2 separate regions of the Homo sapiens genome follow, and region 2 is linked to region 1. The links are chromatin loops, found by intact Hi-C in ENCODE. Cell type or tissue: B cell. All regions are shown on one strand. Each heading gives the region's core, and the rest is flanking DNA. Links, peaks and the distances in the headings are about the cores only. Region 1 holds the start of SOX30 (SRY-box transcription factor 30). Region 2 has its middle 21 kb from the start of ADAM19.

What was found. Peaks named below come from ENCODE experiments on the same cell type or tissue, not always from the same donor. Only the 100,000 strongest peaks of a DNase experiment are listed, where the experiment ranks them.
Region 2: a loop joins it to region 1, with 3 times the contacts of the local background. A loop is called at or near these places in 10 of 110 quality-filtered maps.

The regions. Positions count from the first base shown.
Region 1 is chr5:157,650,453-157,653,365 of GRCh38, reverse strand. SOX30 (SRY-box transcription factor 30) reads left to right here and starts at 928. Exons shown (of 5, transcript NM_178424.2): 1 at 928-2,254. The coding sequence starts at 1,288. LOC105377675 (a long non-coding RNA gene) reads right to left here and starts at 1,560. Exons shown (of 3, transcript XR_941127.3): 1 at 1,034-1,560. RefSeq lists an enhancer at 991-1,285. In B cell, for the core only: a CTCF peak has its summit at 1,661 (motif pointing left); a DNase peak (open chromatin) is centred at 1,575; H3K4me3 peaks cover 1,074 bases; H3K27ac peaks cover 1,723 bases.
Region 2 is chr5:157,595,095-157,598,007 of GRCh38, reverse strand. No RefSeq gene overlaps it. Among named protein-coding and RNA genes, the nearest start is that of ADAM19, 21 kb to the right of the region's middle. In B cell, for the core only: no CTCF peak of the experiment used is centred there; a DNase peak (open chromatin) is centred at 1,357; H3K4me3 peaks cover 1,555 bases; H3K27ac peaks cover 2,500 bases.

The sequences.
Region 1 (2,913 bases), core at 227-2,726:
ACTTTATAGTCTAAAGTGGGAGAGGCAGTGGAATCATCACATGAAAATTCTAATTACAAATTGTGGTAAGCAAACCAAGTGATAGAGGTATAAGTAGACCAAGATTTTATCTGATTTTCAGAGTCAGTAAAAGCTTCTCTGAAGAAGTCCCAGTTGAGCTGCAATATGAAAAATGTGCAGGAGGAATTAAGGAGACACAAAGGAAAGAGTAGCATGCTGAGCATGTTTAAACACCCTGCAGTAGAAAGAGAATGATGATGGGGCCAATGTGGCTGAAACCCAAAGACTCAATAACTATTTAATGGCAAAAACCACAATTACTTTTGCACCAATCTAATAGTAGCAGTAGTAGGAGGTTAGATCCCAAGCCACTGGGGGATTTTTAAGGCTTTGCTAAGAATTTTAGACTTTCATTACATTATCAGTGGGGAGCCATGGAAAGTTTAGGAAAAGTGTGACAACCTTAGATTTGCGTTTTCGAAAGATCACTGGCAGCTGGAGTGTAGTGGGGCAAGGGTGACAAGCAGGGAGACTATTTACAGGGTTACGGCAGTATCCCAGTGAAAGATGCTGGGAGCCTGGAACAGGATAATGGCAGGTAGAGACACAAAACAGTGGATGAATTTGGGATGTATAGTATTTTGGAAGTAGGGCCACAGGGCCTGGTGATTAATTGAAACTTTAGCACAATAATCACACAAAGTCGAAGATCCTCCCCAGCAACATTAGCTAATAGGTTATTGATAAGTTGCAAAATCTTCCCCATTCTCCCTTGGCAAAGATTCAAAAGCCCTGGTGGTACTCAGGGCCGACAGATTACTCAGGCCGCACAGAGCGCGTGCACAAGGCCGTCGCTCCCCTTGTGACGCAAGACTTCATTCCCTGGATGTCAGCGGCCTGGAAGCGCAACGTTTCCTGGGCAACGCCATTGTCGCAGCTCCGGGTGGGGGAGGGATGACTAAAGACAACGGCTGTAAGAGAACTCCACAAGAGAGTCAGAACGAAAATGTGCAACAAGTGCGGCGGCTCCTACCATGGCAGGTGATTCGAGGACTCAGCACGAGGCGAGAGTAGGGACCAGGAAGAGCCGGAAAACCCGCCTGTGATTGGCCGTCCACGGGTATCGGTCGTTGTGATTGGGTGAGGCCCAGACAGACAGCTGCGTTTTGAACCGCGTAGGGTTCTGGGTAGCAAAGGCCTTGCAAGGCTCTTAACCGAAAGGGGGAGGGGGAAGGTCGCCAACAAACGGCTGAGCTCACAATCCTGGCCGGGGCGTCCCCCTCCCCCATGGAGAGAGCCAGACCCGAGCCGCCGCCTCAGCCGCGCCCGTTGCGTCCCGCTCCGCCCCCGCTGCCGGTCGAGGGCACCTCCTTTTGGGCAGCAGCCATGGAGCCCCCTCCGTCGTCTCCCACACTGAGCGCGGCAGCCAGTGCGACCTTGGCCTCGTCGTGCGGGGAGGCAGTGGCGTCCGGCTTACAGCCCGCGGTGCGGCGGCTGCTGCAGGTGAAGCCAGAGCAGGTGTTGCTGCTACCACAGCCTCAGGCCCAGAACGAGGAAGCCGCTGCCTCGTCCGCGCAGGCGCGGCTGTTGCAGTTCAGGCCCGACCTGCGGCTCCTGCAGCCGCCGACAGCGTCAGACGGCGCCACCTCCAGGCCCGAGTTGCACCCGGTGCAGCCCCTGGCGCTGCATGTCAAGGCCAAGAAGCAGAAGCTGGGGCCCAGCCTGGATCAGTCAGTGGGGCCTCGAGGGGCCGTCGAAACCGGTCCTAGAGCCTCCAGGGTGGTCAAGTTGGAAGGCCCCGGGCCGGCCCTCGGCTACTTCCGAGGGGACGAGAAGGGCAAGCTGGAGGCGGAGGAGGTCATGAGAGACTCGATGCAAGGCGGGGCAGGCAAAAGCCCGGCAGCCATCCGAGAAGGTGTGATCAAAACGGAGGAACCCGAGAGACTCCTCGAGGACTGCAGGCTCGGCGCGGAGCCCGCGTCCAATGGCCTGGTTCATGGCAGCGCGGAGGTCATCTTGGCCCCAACGTCCGGTGCCTTTGGGCCGCACCAGCAAGACCTTAGGATCCCTTTGACGCTCCACACGGTCCCCCCTGGGGCCCGGATCCAGTTTCAGGGAGCTCCGCCTTCAGAGCTGATAAGATTGACCAAGGTCCCCCTGACACCAGTGCCTACTAAAATGCAGTCCCTACTGGAGCCTTCTGTAAAAATTGAAACCAAAGATGTCCCGCTCACCGTGTTGCCCTCAGATGCAGGTATTAGACAGCAGGGGAGTCGGGTTTTCAAAACTGCGTCTGTGTTGCCCATAGCTGTTTTGTCAGCAGTTCCCAAGTCTAAACTACAAAAGTAAAGTAATGGAACTGATTGTTTTCAGGGCAGAGTCTGCACAGGTATCACTTCTGATCGACTTGTACATATAGCAGTAAAATACACGAATGCCTTCAAGATTCTCAAGTATTTTTTAAAAAATCGATTTTAAGGCCCAGTATTTAGATAGGACTAATTTTTGTACACAAAAATAGAAATATTCTTGCTAGACAGCGCATAGCCCTCAGTTTATATGCTACAAATAATCAAGATTAAAAATATTGTAGTATAACAGCTCAGTACTTTTATATGTATCAAGAAATAGAAGAAATAATGGTGTTGAATGAAAAAAGTGATTATAATTAAACAGGAAAGTTTATACCGATTATAGAGGCTATCTTTAAAAATGAATAATAAATATTCTAGCAGAAAACAATACGTGATTCAATGTAATATTTTAGGGTTTATTCCTCTGAAAGGTAATGACTTATAGAAATATTGAAAAGAATACAGTAGAATGAGCCATAAATATTATTTTTAAAGAAATGACTAGTTGCAGCAGTAACAAGTACAAATAATGTTTTTATTTCTATTCAGTATTTCCAGA
Region 2 (2,913 bases), core at 298-2,797, 55 kb after region 1:
TCGGCTCACTGCAACCTCCGCCTCCTGGGTTCAAGTAATTTTCCTGTCTCAGCCTCCTGAGTAGCTGGGATTACAGGTATGCACCACCACATCCGGCTAATTTTTGTATTTTTAGTACAGATGGGGTTTCGGCATGTTGGCCAGGCTGGTCTCTAACTCCTGACCTCAGGTGATCCGCCTGCCTCGGCCTCCCAAAATGCTGGGATTACAGGCGTGAGCCACCGTACCCGGTCTATGTGCACTCTTTTAGTATGTTTGTGGCACTTCAATTAGAGTTAAAAAAATAAATAACGCTTCAATGAACATCCTGATAGCTATGTTTTTGCAGAAATTCCTGTTATTTTCTTTTGACTGAATTTCTAGAAGTGGAATTGCTGAATAACATGGTTCAAACATTTGTATAGCTTTCAATGTCTCTTATCAACTCTCCAGGGGCTGCTTTTATCTCCTTGTACTTAGCACTTGACACCGTCTAACAGATGTTTGTTGAATGGGTGAATGAATGAAGGCCTTCTTTCAGGTCCTGGAATGAATAGAGGCCTTTCAAGCCTGAGAATGGTGGCTGTCTCTGCCACCTGAAACTTTCTTCCCTCTGTTCTTCATACCAACCACAAACTCTCAGCTCAAAAAACAACTCAAGAGAGCCTTACCCCACCATGCTGTCTAAAGTAGTCCTCCTTTCTCATTCTCTCTTTTAGCATCAATTGTTTACAAATATCAATGTGTAATTATTATATTTTATGTATATGTGTATTTGCTCACTTGCTTACTGTCATCTTTCCCACTAGATGCTAAGTACCGTGAAGATAGGAATGACATGTGTCTTTGTCCACTCTTATAATCCCAGCAGCTAGCACAGTGCCTAGAATGGAGGAGGCCTTTGCATGATTGAGATATTTTCAGTCACAAGTGACAGACCTCTAACTCAGACTAGCTTGAGCAAAAAAGAAAATTATTGGCTCATGTAGTTGAAAAGTTGAGGCGGCTGACTTCAGGCATGGCTAAATCCACAGGTTCAAATAATAATACTAGGACCTTGTCTCTCTCTTTCTCCATACCTCTTACCACTGTTTGACTTCATTTTTTAGACAGGTTCTTTCCTGACATGGCAGCAAGAAGACAACTCATAGCTCCAAACTTATATTGCTTACCATCTCAGACGAGAAGAAAGCAAATTTTTGATAGAGCTGTCAAGAGTCTTGGGGAAGATGCCCATTGGTCCAGCTTAGGGCCATATACCCATCACTGAGCCAAGCACAGTGGGTTTAATGATGCAGTTCTACACCCAGGCGTTGTGTTCTTGACTATTCCTGAGCAGTGGTTGGGGAGGAGAGGAAGATCCACCCACTCAGACCACAAGAGCAGATGTGAGCAAGGGCTGACTTATTTGCCTAATTCTCACTTCAACTTACCACTCAACCAGCTGCAGGAACTCGACTTTCTGAGTGTGTGCAGCCATTAACCTAAAACTAGGCAGTCGAGACCTACAGGTCTTCGAGCTGTTCTCTGGCTAAGTGGAGCCAGCTGAAATTAAGTGCTTTATTGATTGCCATTTTAAACAATAATTTCAACTTTCATTTTAGATTCAGGGGTACATGTGCAGGTTTGTTACATGGGTATATTGCATGATGCTGAGGTTTGGGATGTGAATGATCCCATTACCCGGGTAGTAAGCATGGTATCCAATAGCTTTTTTTTCAACCCTTGCCCCACCGCTTCCCCCTCTAGTAGTCCCCGTTGTCTATTGTTTCCATATTTATGTCCATATGCACTCAATGTTTAGCTCCCACTTATTTATGAGAACATGCAGTATTTGGTTTTCTGTTCCTGTGTTAATTTGCTTAGGATAATGGCCTCCAGCTGCATCCATGTTGCTGCAAAGAACATTATTTCATTCTTTTTTATAGCTGCATAGTATTTCATGGTGTATATGGACCACATTATCTTTATCCAATTTACCACTGGTGGGCACCTAGGTTAGTTGATTCCATGTCTTTGCTATTGTGAATAGCACCGCAATGAACATGTGAGTGTATGTGTCTTTTTGGTAGAATGATTTATTTTCTTTTGGATATATACCCAGTAATGGAATTGCTGGGTTGATGGTAGTTCTATTTAAGTCCTTTGAGAAATCTCCAAACTGCTTTCCACGGTGGCTGAGCTAATTTACATTCCCACCAGCAATGTATAAGCATTCCGTTTTCTCCACAGCCTTGCCAGCATCTGTTGTTTTCTGACTTTTTAATAATAGCCATTCTGACTAGAGTGTGGTATCTCATCGTAGTTTTGATTTGCATTTCTCTGATGATTAGGGATGTTGAGCTGATTGCCATTTTCAATTGGGTAGTATATTGCTGGGTTTTTCCTGAATGCTTTTGCCTCTGCAGTTTATTTAGGGGTTTAGGTGGAGATCTGTCCTTTGTAACAAACATAGGGGTGGAGTTCATATATAAGATTTTTTCCTTTCACAATCCTTATTCTAAATGGGTCTGTTTATACAAGTTTCTTGATCTGTTTAAAGATCACACCCCCACTCTTCCCGTTTTATCCACATCCTTCTCCTGCTTCAACCAGATCAACCCAAAGTTGACTGAGCTAAGTGAAAAACAGGAATTTTCATATTGGTATGCAGGGGTATATCAGATACATAAACTTGCTGGCAGCCTTAGTATTCACAGCCTTGCAGACTCACCACTTCAGACTTTTAATCTGGTTCCCTTTTCAGGATTTGTCCATGACCTTGAGGAAGTCAATTTCCTCTTTCTGGACCTTAGTAGCCCTAGCTATAAAATGAAATGGTGACCCTATCTGCAGGGCAAGATGGTTTCTAAAGTATCCCCTAGGTTTCTGATTCTGGAATTACCTCCTCCTCTCCTTAGCAATCTGGTGATGAGAGGGTCACCTTTAAGTGTG